2 separate regions of the Homo sapiens genome follow, and region 2 is linked to region 1. A link is an interaction called in ENCODE POLR2A ChIA-PET data of the cell type or tissue named here. Cell type or tissue: GM12878. All regions are shown on one strand. Links, peaks and the distances in the headings refer to the core of each region. The heading gives the core; the rest is flanking DNA. Region 1 overlaps TLK1 (tousled like kinase 1). Region 2 has its middle 68 kb from the start of TLK1.

Region 1 (6,337 bases), core at 781-4,780:
CCTATTTTTTCTTTAGTTGCCTGTGCTTTTGGTGTTAGATCAAAGAAACCATTGCTAAATTCAGTGCCATGAAGCTTTATCCATATGTTTTCTTCTAAGAGTTAGAAAGTTTTAGGTCTTATATTCAGGCATTTGATCCATTTTGAGTTAATTTTTTTATATGGTTAAAGTAAGGATCCAACTCAATTTATTTGCATGTGGATATCCAGTTTTCCCTGCACCATTTGTTGAAAAGACTGATCTTTCTCCACTAAATGGTGTTGGTGTTCTTACTGAAAATCATTTCACGTGAGGGTTTATTTTCTGGTCTCCCTGTTTTATCCCATTGCTCTATATATATGTCTGTCTTTATGCCAGTACCATATTCTTATTTTAAAAATGTGATTTAATGTTTTCAAAATAGTCCTGTGCCAGGGAAGGATTGATAGTTTTTTATAAAGCAAAACTTCAGTAGATTTTAAGTTTCAGTGCCAGGCTTAAGACTTGGCAGACCTGGCATATAATAGGTGTGTGATTTGAGAATCATGTTTGAAGCCAAAGGAGATCTGAAAAGAAAACAGAAGGCCATGGGGAATATTTGCAGTTAAGAGAGAACAAGAAGGTGGTGGGGGGAACAGGTGTGGCTGAATTATGAAAACTAGAACTGTTTATGTTTTTGCTTTGGTTTTTCCTCTCAATAAAGGAATAATATACAGTTTCTGATGTAATAGCAGGAAGAGAAAAAATGGAAGCATTGATGATACTAAGGATGATATGGTTATAAACCAGTTTAAGGGAAGAATTAAATGGTAGTACAGTAAAATTGAGGCTAAGGTAGACTTCTAAAAAGACATAAGTGAGGGCAGAAGGAGACAAGGAGTGAGTAGATGCCAGAGAGGTAGGGTACTTGTGAATACAAGATTTCTTGGATGTCAAGAAGGAGTGAGGTCAAAAGCAAGTGTTAAAGGCTTTAGCTTTTTAGAGGGATTTACCTCTTTTTTTGAGCTAGAAGAAGTAGACAGAGGAAGGTGTATTTTCAGGTACAGGGATCCAAATAAGCATGAAAGAGTGGCCACCATCCATCTAGTCCTCTGTCCAGGTGAGGATAAAAAGTAAGAAAGGGAATTTCAAAAGATAAGATCTATAGGAGTAGTTGTTAACCTTTAGGAGAGGAATGTCAGGATGTGTGGAAGGGGCTAGTATAGTTCAAAAATGTTCCCCAAGTCATTCTGGATTCTGGTAATATCCTTACCTGCTCCCTTTGAGAGCCATTCATTTATGTCACTTCTGGGGTTTTTGTTAGAAGAGAATTAGCAGACATAGATAAAGTAATTTTTGTTTGAACTTCATCTAGAATTTGGAGTGCTTTAGTCTGCATAATAACAATAACATCAGGGTGTTAAATTTTTCCCCTTAATTTTCAAGGTGGTTTAATACTAGTAAGTGTTACTTCAGTCATCTGTGTGTGTGGTAAACGTGTTTGTGTTTCATTTACCTGATGGAAACTTAAAACTATCAACCGTACAAAAAATCTTAAGGATTGTGACAATAATAAAACAGTTCTTTATAGTTTAAAATGTAGTTAGTTATATAAGATATACATAAACAAAATAATTAAGTGGTAATGTCGCATAGTTACAATTCTGGGTATGCTCAGAATAGGGAGATTACATTAGGAGAGTAGTATTTTTTAAACTATGGACCCATGGTCCATTGTTGGTTTATGAAATCAATTTAATTGCTATTTACTAGTGTCACCTCACTCTTTTTTAAGTGGACTAGGATAGGCTAGAAAATAGATGTTGTACAGGACTCTTACTACTGCATTGCAGTAAGATTTGGTATTCTGTGAAACTTTTAAATATATGAATGTTTGTAACTGTGTACTAAATTAGATGGAAAATATATTTCTTCTGTGAGTTGCAGCCAAAAGTGTTGGAAATCCATTGTAGGATGTTTTGATAAGTTGATGTGTACATTTAAAAATAAAGTCTCTCAATTTCGTCTGCTTGTAGCATTCATTCCTAAATTTTTAACATCTTAACTAATCACATATATATATTTGTGTGTGTAAGTATAAAGTATACACACATATATATGTGTACATATATATTTTTTTTTCTTAATAGGTGCAATGGATGAGCTTCATAGTCTGGATCCAAGAAGGCAAGAGTTATTGGAAGCTAGATTTACTGGAGTTGCAAGTGGGAGCACTGGAAGTACGGGCAGTTGCAGTGTTGGAGCTAAAGTGAGCAAAATTCTCATCTTTATTTGACAGTCTTTCTTTCTATTAAATGATCTAAAATAGTATGTAAAGGATTCCTACATAACGTGCTTAACAGCAAATGTAACTTTTATAATGTGTAGAATAAGATCAGTGTTCATAAATGCGTTTTTAATGTAGTATACCATATTTCAGGGGCATTATAATACAGCATAATATGTTTCAGGGATAAAAAGGAGTTTGGTAGATTGTACTGCCTGTCTCCCACTATGTAGTTTCTTATCCTTCCTGCCCTTATTATCCATGGTCCTATCTGTACATCTAATCCACAGTTTCTAACTGCTGCATAAAACTTTAATAGTGTATATCTTTTAGGCCAGGAGTCCTCAACCCCTGGGCCAAGGACCAGTACCAGTCCTGTTAGTAACCGGCCACACAGCAGGAGGTGAGCGGCAGGAGAGTGAGCATTACTGCCTGAGCTCCACCTGTTTGATTCAGCAGCGTTAGATTCTCATAGGAGCATGAACTCTATTGTGAACTGTGCACATGCAAGGGATCCAGGTTGTGCACTCCTTATGAGAATCTAATGCCTGATATGAGGTAGAACAGTTTCATCTCTAAACTATTCCCCACCCAACCTCCACCTTCCCTCTTTTTTCATGGAAAAATTGTCTTCCATGAAACTGATCCTGGGTGCCAAAAAGATTAGGTATTGCTGTGTTCAGCCTTTCAGTGATAGACCCAGATTGTCTACCTCAAACTGTGATGAGTTTTCATGTACTTGGGCTCTTATGGACCTTTGTGACCATTTATTTAGGATGTTTTCCCAAGAGTACAATTGCTAGATCATAGGGTATGTATAGACTGAAATTGGATAAATACAAGGTTGCTATTCAGAACAGTTGTACTAATCTGCATTTTCAGCGGAGTGCATGAGTATTTCTGTATTTCCATATCGCAGAAACACTTGACACCATCCACATTCCTCATTTAAGTATAAAATATCTTCTTGTTTTACTTGTACCATCAATTATTTTGAGCATTTCTTCTTTTTTTTTTTTTTTTGAGGGAGTCTCACTTTGTCGCCCAGGCTGGAGTGCAGTGGCATGATCTTGGCTCACTGCAACCTCCGCCTCCCAGGTTCAAGCGATTCTCCTGCCTCAGCCTCCCAAGTAGCTGGGATTACAGGTGCTCACCACCATGCCTGGCTAATTTTTGTATTTTTAGTAGAGACGGGGTTTTACCATGCTGGCCAGCTGGTCTCGAACTCCTGACCTCAGGTGATCCACCCACCTCGGCCTCCCAAAGTGCTGGGATTACAGGCGTGAGCCACCACGGTCGGCCTATTTTGAGCATTTCTTTGTATGCTTGTTAGGTTGTTGGGAGTCTTAGAAATTATTTTAATTCTTTGTCTGTTTTTATATTAGTATTACTTTCTTTTTTGAACTGATTTTCTCATGTTTCATGTATATTCTACATGTTGATTTCTTGTTGACTTCATACATCGTAAGTAACTTCTCCCACTTTGTCATATGTCTCTTACTTTGTTCATGGTCTCTGTTGAACTGGAGTTGTGTGAATTCATAGCACATTGAACTCTCTAAATTTGTTGTAATCAGTCTCACCAGTTTTTTGCCTTACGGTTTGTATCTCCAAAGTTTTGACTAACTCTTGGTATTTAACAGAAATAAGCATCACCATTAACCATTTGGGTCAAATAGACCTTTTTGTATTTTTATATTTATAAGCTATTTTACTACTAATTTATAGACACATGAATAAAAGTATTATGAAAAACAACTTTATTAGATATTTTAATAAGAATTACCTTGTACATCTCTTTGTATCAGGTAAATTTTGGCTCACAAACATAAAAGATGAAAGAGTACTGTGATGTGTCCTTTGAGCATAATGAGGTGGTCCAGAATATGGTTGCAGAATATTATATGATGCAGTCCTTACTGTGTTTTCTTTTTTTCCTTAGAAATATATTGTTCAATTCATTGATTCTTGAATTTGAGAAAATTCGTCTAGCATTATGTTACCTGATTATGTGAGATTTTACATATAGTCAATATCACCACCATCAGCTTCAGAGTCTAGACATGCAACTGTTGGTGTTTATATTTTCTGATTCATCTAATAATTGTAAGATGTATTCCTCTGTCATTTTCTTCTCTTGGCCATCGTGGGTGGAAAATGAAAATTTTTGAATTCTTAGGTGGAGTCAGTGAAAGCTAACATTAGACTACGAAGATGGTATTCTAGTCTTTCAAAAATATTCTTAAAAGGCCGGGCACGGTTGCTCACGCCTGTAATCCCAGCACTTTGGGAGGCCGAGGTGGGCGGGTCACCTGAGGTCAGGAGTTCAAGACCAGCCTCAACATGGAGAAACCCCGTCTCTATTAAAAATACAAAAAAAAATTAGCCAGGCATGGTGGTGCATGCCTGTAATCCTAGCTACTCGGGAGGCTGAGGCAGGAGAATTGCTTGAACCTGGGAGACGGAGGTTGCGGTGAGCCAAGATGGCGCCATTGCACTCCAGCCTGGGCAACAAGAGCGAAACTCAGTCTCAAAAAAAAAAAAAAGAAAGAAATTCTTAAAAGATGAAGCAAGATGAAAGATGATGCAGTACTTGAAAGATAATGGAAGGCAAGAAGAAAACTGAAAGATGATTTATTTTACTATTGCACCATCCTTTTAGGTTATTAAATCTGTATTTTTCTATTGTTTCCATAACAAACTAAGTAAACTTAGGAGTTTAAGATAACACAAATTTATTATAGTTTTGTAGGTTAGAAGTCTGTTACTAGTTTTATGGGCTAAAACCATGGTGTTTATAGGACTGTAATCCTTTTTGGAGGCTCAAGGGGAGGATCAGTTTCCTTGCCTTTTTTAGTTTCTTTCTTCTTCTTTTTTTTTCCCTCTGAGACAGGATCTCACTCTGTCACTCAGGCTGGAGTGCAGTGGCATGATCTTGGCTCACTGCACCTTCTGCCTCCTGGGGTCAGGTGATGCTCCCACCTTAGCCTCCCCAGTAGCTGGCAGTACAGGTGCGTGCCACCGTGCCCGGCTAATTTTTGTATTTTTAGTAGTGAAGAGGTTTCACCTTGTTGCCCAGGCTGGTCTTGAACACCTGGGCTCAGGTGATTTGCCCACCTCGGCCTCCCAAAGTGTTGGAATACAGGTGTGAGCCACTGCACCAGGCCACCTTTTTTAGTTTCTAGAGGCTGCTGTGTTCTTTGGCTTGGCTATTCCTCCAGTTTCAAAGCCAGCAACAGCCCATCTCCTTGACCATTCTTCCAAAGTCACGTCTCCCTCTGACAACAGTCTGGAAAGGTTGGGCCTCTACTTTTATGTACTCATGTGATTAGATTAGACCAACCCAAATAATCTGGGATAATCTCCCCAGTTCAAAAGCCTTACCCTTAATCACTTCTGCAAAGTCCTTTTTTTGGCCATGTAAGGTAACATAGTCACAGGCTCTGGAGTTTAGGGTGTGTGTATCATTGGGGAAATTATTCTGCCTACCATACACCATCATTCTTCATTTTTTTCTTTGATTTTTTATTTTGTTTTTTAGTATAGTTGGGAATAATTGATGAAAATAATAAGTAATGATGAAGTAATTGCTAGTACGTGATAAATTCAAAATATAGGAAAAATAAGATATGTAAGATTCCATAATATATTTTAGATTTATGGAAGGGCCCATTTGACATCTGGTAATTGCAAGATGGAATGAGTTTTATTCTATTAACAATAAATATAATTTTTGTTTTTTGGATGATCCCTAAGAAAGAATAAAAGTCCTCAAATATCAGTCTTTACAAATAGTTAGAATGGCTCAAACAAGAAATTCAAAAACTAGAATTTGATCTCATAGACCTTGATGGTATTCTAATTAAATACTGCTTCTGCATCCCTGGACCATAAAGATATTCTACAGTTTCTGTTACTAATTTTATAGGTTTACTATCATACTTGCTCTTTAATCCATCTAGGGTCCATCTTTTATATAATATTGGTAGTGATCCAGTTTTATTTTTCTCCATCTAGTGAACAAGTTTTCTCCACAGTGCTTCTTAAATCATCTTTTTAAAAATTGATTTGTGATGCCATCTTTATCATACA
Region 2 (6,337 bases), core at 1,478-5,477, 110 kb before region 1:
ATCATTAAAGAAATTGAATTATAGTAAAAAAAAGTTTCCCCAAACAGCATCACTCAATTTACAACCCAGTGTTAGCAAACCTTCAAGAAATAACAGTTTATACCTACCTTATTGTCTTCCAAAGAATAGAAAGATAGAGAAAAGAAATCATTGGTTCATTTCAAAGTATCAATCTTAGAGAAATTCTCACACATGTGTATAATGATAGGAAGATAACATCCAAGGATGTTCATAATCAGAAAGTTTATAATATCCAAAATCATAAATCACTAAATGTCTTTCAATAAAGAAACATATAAGTAAATTATGGGATATTCATACCATAGTCAAAATAAATAAATCAGAGGTATATGTATCAGCACAGAAAAATCTTTTTTCTTTTTTTTTTTTTCCTTTTTTTTGGAGTCTTGCTCTTGTTGCCCAGGCTGGAGGGCAATGGCACCATCTCGGCTCACCGCAACCTCCACCTCCCGGGTTCAAGTGATTCTCCTGCCTCAGCCTCCCAAGTAGCTGGGATTACAGGTATGTACCACCATGCCCAGCTAATTTTGTATTTTCACTAGAGACAGGGTTTCTCCCTGTTGTCAGGCTGGTCTCAAACTCCTGACCTCAGGTGATCCGCCCACCTTGGCCTCCTAAAGTGCTGGGATTACAGGCGTGAGCCACCACACCCAGCCTGAAAAATCTTTAACTATTAAAGATCAGTTAAAAAACAAGTTGCAAAAGAAAATGTACAAGGTGATATCATTTATAAAAATATTTTCATCTTATAAAGGTGGTATTTGTATAAAAATAACTACAAGTTCCTTGTGGATATAGAGGTAGTAAAAGTATGAAACATACATGACAGTGACACTGAGGATAGTTACTATATCTGGGGATGAAGGGAAGTAGATGGGAGGGGCTTAAGGAGGGAATTTCAATATCTGTCACTGTTTATTTGTGAGGGTTAAAGTAAATACTTGTAGTGGGTGGAATGGTGGTCCTCCAAAAGCTATGTCCACCAAAAGCCTGCGAATATGACCCTATTTGGAAAAAGGGTCTTTGCAGATATAATCAAGTTAAGGGTTTTGAGATGAGATCATACTGGGTTAGGGCGGGCTCTCAATGCAATGATCAGTGTCCTAGAAGAGAAGAGAGGGAGAAGGCACACTGAGGAATGCCAAGGACTGCCAGCAGCACCAGAAGCTAGGAGAGAGGCACAGAACAGACTCCTAGCTTCTCCTAGGCTCCCTCTGAGCCTCCAGGAAGAACCAATCCCGGTGACATCTTGATTTTGGACTTCTGGCATCAGAACTGTGAGAGAATAAATTTCTGTTATTTTTAAGCCATCAAATTTGGGATAATTTGCAATATTGTATTTCTTTCCTAGAGCTGCTGTAACAAAAGTTAATATATGTCAAACCTGGGAGGTTTGTGTGTATTTTCTGTATTTCTCTCCATATTTTAAATACCCGAGGAAGAGGTTTGCAGGTGCAAACCTTCAGTAAAATGCCCTTTAATGTCTCTCAGCTGCTTTTGGCTCCAGATATACGGGTACACTTGATAGTGGAAACTGAAGTCAGTTCTCTGTTCCATTTTCTCCTTTGCCTAACTCTGGCCATTTACCAAAGAGTTGCTAGCGTCTTGGCTTTTGGTGTTCTCTATAGCATGTTCAAAAGTTCTGACATCAAGCCCAGAATCAACATTTTCCAGAATGATTATGTAACTGTAGTAGGTCTGTTGCCTGATGAATTGGGGCAGGTCAATACGCCAAGACACCAGGTTGCAGAAAAGAAAGCAGTTTAATTGTACAGCTGTTGAACAAGGAGACGGGAGGAAATCTCAAATCTATCTCCCTGAGGAGTCTGGGGCTAGGGTGTTTAGGGGTTTTAGAGTGGTCCAAAGTGTGGAGATTGTTGATTGGTGGAAGAGTGCAGGGTGGTGTCGGGACAGGGGGATGAAGAAACTGTATTCTCTTGCGGATTCCATTCCTCTATAGGGGCCTTCAAACTGGGTGGTGTCAGCTATTTCCCTGGAATTCGGAATTTGGAAAACATCTTAAGCAAGTCTTAAAAGTCTTATGACTCTAATGTCACAGATCTTATCTTTGGGGACAGCAGGGATGCAAATGGGCAGTATCTGGAGCTACATAGCTTTTGGTTGCAAGGAAGTGGGTCAAAGTATAGTCTGACTAATGCTTAATTATAACTATATTTCTGCCCAGGATTCTTGTTAACTCTGTGAGGATGGCTTCAATTGCAAAGTCTTTTATTATTTCTTTGTTATTTGTGCAAAGCAATGAAGTGTCATTTAATGTATTTTGTAGCAGTTAATGGATAAAAAGAGTTAGATGGTGGGCCTCTGGAAATAAGTATTAGCTTTTCAAATGAATAATTATGGAAGTAATCACTTTTTATTAGTCTTTTTTTTTTACTGTAATTTGCATTTTTCTGGAATATAAATTTGACTTGCAATGGGAACTCCTACTAAACAGAGGTAGTACCTTACAAACATGGGTGGAACCTAAGGAAGGGCAAGAACAGCAAGGCCTTGTGCATGGTAGAACCTGGAGCTTTGTGCAAAATCAGAAAGTCTTTCTTTCAATCAGCTTCCTCTGCTAACTCGCCATGCCAATGACCCAAGATGGCACAGCATGCCTAGTGAGGTACGATTTTTAAAAATTGATTGAGAGGTGTCTGTGTTCTTAGGCGGAGGCAATACCTAAGCCAGGAGGAAGGATTTGTTTTTATGAGAGGGCTCTCTTGAATGCTCCTACTTAGTTGTGCAAATGCAAAGTTTGCACCCTTTCTCTTGAGGAAAGGACTTCCTAGGACTGAAGAACAGAGATTCTGTCCATTTTTCCTTAGAATTGAAGTCCAGTAGCTCATCAGGGTCAACCAAAGTGGTTCTGTCCTCTGGCAGAACAGGATACCACAGCTTCCAAAAGGGATGGCACCCGGAGGGAAGAGTGAGTTTAAGCTGGCAGCTAGAACTAAACACAAAATGGCAACAGTTGGATTCTCTGAGGCCCAGCTCTCCTGGCATTGAGTTGAATATGTGAATGCAAGTCAAAAAAGTTCTGATCTTGGAGGCCAAGCATTAGACTCTGGGCTGAGGAAGACAGGCAAATATCCATTAGCCTGCACAAGACTGGCACTGAATGTTGAGGCTGTGTGGCAGGGATCAGACTCATACTGCTGTGAGCTCATGAGATTTCCAGTTCCTTCCTTTTTGAGGTTTGATAGGGTCAATTCTTCTGCACCAAGAAAGCCCCTGAGAGTTTTGGACAATTAAGTGGGAAGGCCTCACTGGGCAGGTCCTGGAAAAGAACATGTGACGACTTGAGTAAAATATTGGAAAACAAAAGATGTAAGACCATATTGTTCCCTGAGGTGGAGAGGTGTGTCTTATAGGACACGCATATGCCCTTTCAGTTCAAGAATCTACCACTGAGTGGAAATTCCCAAGTGCATGAATCTAATTAGCTTGACCAGGTCAGATGCCCAATTCTGTTCCATGCAGCTGGGACCTCCTAAGCAGGGAGGCCAATTGGCAGAGTTGAGTAGGCAGGCATTGACAGAAAGGTTATCCTACATGCAACACAGAATTTTTTTTTTAATTACAGTTCAACCACTAGCTTAGCAAAATATATCTCCAGAGTACAAAATGCTACCTTCACAGATTCAAACAACCATTATCTAATAACATAGGCTAAAAAAGAGACAGTCAGTGTTGCTCAGAACAACACAGACAACTCCAGAAGGACATGAGTTTAAACGCTGTCAACTGAACTGAATCACTTGGGAAAAATTAATCAATCTGAACCTCAACTCTCCCATCTGTAAAGTGACCACAATAATACCTACTTAATAAAAGAGTTCTAAATATTATTTATCTTTGGGTTTTTTTAGAGACAAGGTCTTACTCTGTCTTCCAAGCTGGAGTGCGGTAGCACAACCATAGCTCACTGCAGCCTCGAACTCCTGGGCTCAAGCAGTCCTCCCACCTCAGCCTCCCAAGTAACTGGGGCTATAGGTGTGCACCATGCTTAGCTGATTTAAAAAATTATTTCAGAGATGAGGTCTTTCAGTGTTGCTCAGGCTGGTCTCTAATTCCTAGCCTTAGGTGATCCTCCTGCCTCAGACTCCAGAGTAGCTGGGATTACAGGCATGCCTAACAGGTTGTGAATATTAAATACAGTAACATCTACAAAATGCCTTGTCCCTGGCCTACAGCCTATTCTCAGGAAAAGGTCAATGTTCTTTTATTTATTTGTTTATTTTTTGAGATGGAGTCTTGCTCTGTCACCCAGGCTAGAGTGCAGTGGCACAATCTCAGCTCACTGCAACCTCTGCCTCCTGGGTTCAAGTGATTCTCCTGTCTCAGCCTCCCAAGTAGCTGGGATAACAGGTGTGTGCCACCACACCTGGCTAATTTTTGTATTTTTAGTAGAGATGGAGTTTCTCCATGTTGGCCAGGTTGGTCTTGAACTCCTGACCTCAAGTGATCCACCTGCCTCAGCTTTCCAAAGTGCTGGGATTACAGGTGTGAGCCACCGCGTCTGGCCTTCAGTGCTATTTTTAACTATACTAACAAGAGTTAGCAGTGTTCTTCCAAGGTGTCTAATATACTCCAGGGTATTGTTCTCTGAAATTTGTAAGCGCTTTCAGACTCTTTGGGAAAATGTACTATACTGGAAAGAAATTTTATTTGTGTTGTGTTTCTGGTTTACTGACTAAGTTGTAGAGGTAAGACAAGGGAGGGCTGTAATATTTTTCTGGCTGTTCGACTGTTCTAAAATGGGGAGTGAATTAGTCAGAACTTTTACAGTTGCAAGTGAAAGAAATCCAACTGGCTTAAACAAAAAAAAAAAAAAAAAAAAAAAAAAAAAAGGAGATTTACTAACTCATGACTAACTCATGTAAATGAAAAAGCCCAGGGGTATCGTGACTCCCAGATTATTTGGACTCAGGTACACATAAGTCAAAACCAGAAAGCTTTTGGTCATGCTTTCTCCTGCATGGATGCATTGTTAGACAAGCTCTCCTGCAGTTGTAGCAAATATTCCAGAAGGAACTCCAGGCTCTCATTCTATTCACTGAAAAGAGATCATCTCTTTCTTAATAGTTTCAGCAAAAAACTGGAGGAAGTTTCTCATTGGCCCAAGTTGAGTCACATGCCCATCTCTGAACCAATCATGAGGTCAGGAGATAAATTAGCCAGGGCTGGGTCATGTATTTATCATTAGAGCTTGGGGCTGGGGTAAGGGTCAGCTCCACCTCAACTACATGGAGGGGTAGTAGGGAGTCTCAAAGCTTGATTGGGACACTTTTACCAATAGAAAGAGGGTGGGAATGGTATGCCAGAGAGGCATTAAACAAACAGTCCCTGCAGAAGGAACTGCAGCTGTAGGAGAAAAGTTAAAACAAAATGACTATTCTCTGATTGTTTTGCTGCTACAAAATGATTTTGTATCTACCTCATGGTAGCCACTGAAATTTATTTTCTAATTCCATTTTAAAAAATTATGTAAATCTGTTTGAGAATGTATTCTAGGATGACAAAAATGAGGCCAACTACATGAAGATTAACTTATCAGAAGCTGCAAATAAATTGATTATTTTACATAAGAGTAGTTTCATTCTAGCTGGATGATTTTTGTATGCATGACCACTACCCTAACCATCCTATTATAACAAAGGAAATTGCCATCTGCCACTTTGCTTGTATGAAATATTTCTGGAGGTGGCTTGCCAACTTCAGCCAGAATTATAAAACTAATGAGTTTTTAGCTACCATATGCACAGAGTGTAATAATAGCAGGTTCTAGGCAAATGTTGTCTACTTGCTTCTGGAAGTGCTTTCCCTCCATGATAGGAGCAGATGCCCAAGCCTCTATTAAGAATTCTGTTTTCTTCATAAATCTGTACAGTGACATGGAGTCCTCATATTCTCATGAAGTGAGTTTTATATGGAAAACATGGCCCTCATTACCCTGTTTCTTATGGGGTTTTCAGCCTCTGTTTTGTGGAGACTGGCCCTTATTATGTCAGGATAGAGTACCAGATGCCTTTTAGGAAATTTGGCCAGTTTGAAATTTCTAATAGGTCTTCTGCTCTTTTGATGCTTTACTGATTTATGTGAAGGCAAACAAGATTTTAATTTCCTAATACTACTTGCTATTTATATTAAAATGTCTATTTGTACCTACACCAGTGCTTTATGCTATAACAGTCAGAATAGGTTAGATTATGTGGTTGTAACAAAGGCCCCTGAATGTCAGTGGTTTACAATAAAGCCTTATTTCTCATTCTCACTACATGTTTCACCATTTTCCATAGATTAACATGCAATT

Evidence for each region. Peaks named below come from ENCODE experiments on the same cell type or tissue, not always from the same donor. Only the 100,000 strongest peaks of a DNase experiment are listed, where the experiment ranks them.
Region 2: POLR2A ChIA-PET joins it to region 1 with 5 read pairs; 2 of 35 experiments call an interaction of 5 or more read pairs at or near these places.

Annotation. Positions count from the first base shown.
Region 1 is chr2:171,113,629-171,119,965 of GRCh38, reverse strand. It overlaps TLK1 (tousled like kinase 1), which reads left to right. Exons shown (of 21, transcript NM_012290.5): 2 at 2,109-2,227. Among named protein-coding and RNA genes, the nearest start is that of TLK1, 44 kb to the left of the region's middle. In GM12878, for the core only: no CTCF peak of the experiment used is centred there; no DNase peak of the experiment used is centred there.
Region 2 is chr2:171,226,106-171,232,442 of GRCh38, reverse strand. It overlaps a transcript of TLK1 not described here. Among named protein-coding and RNA genes, the nearest start is that of TLK1, 68 kb to the right of the region's middle. In GM12878, for the core only: no CTCF peak of the experiment used is centred there; a DNase peak (open chromatin) is centred at 3,374.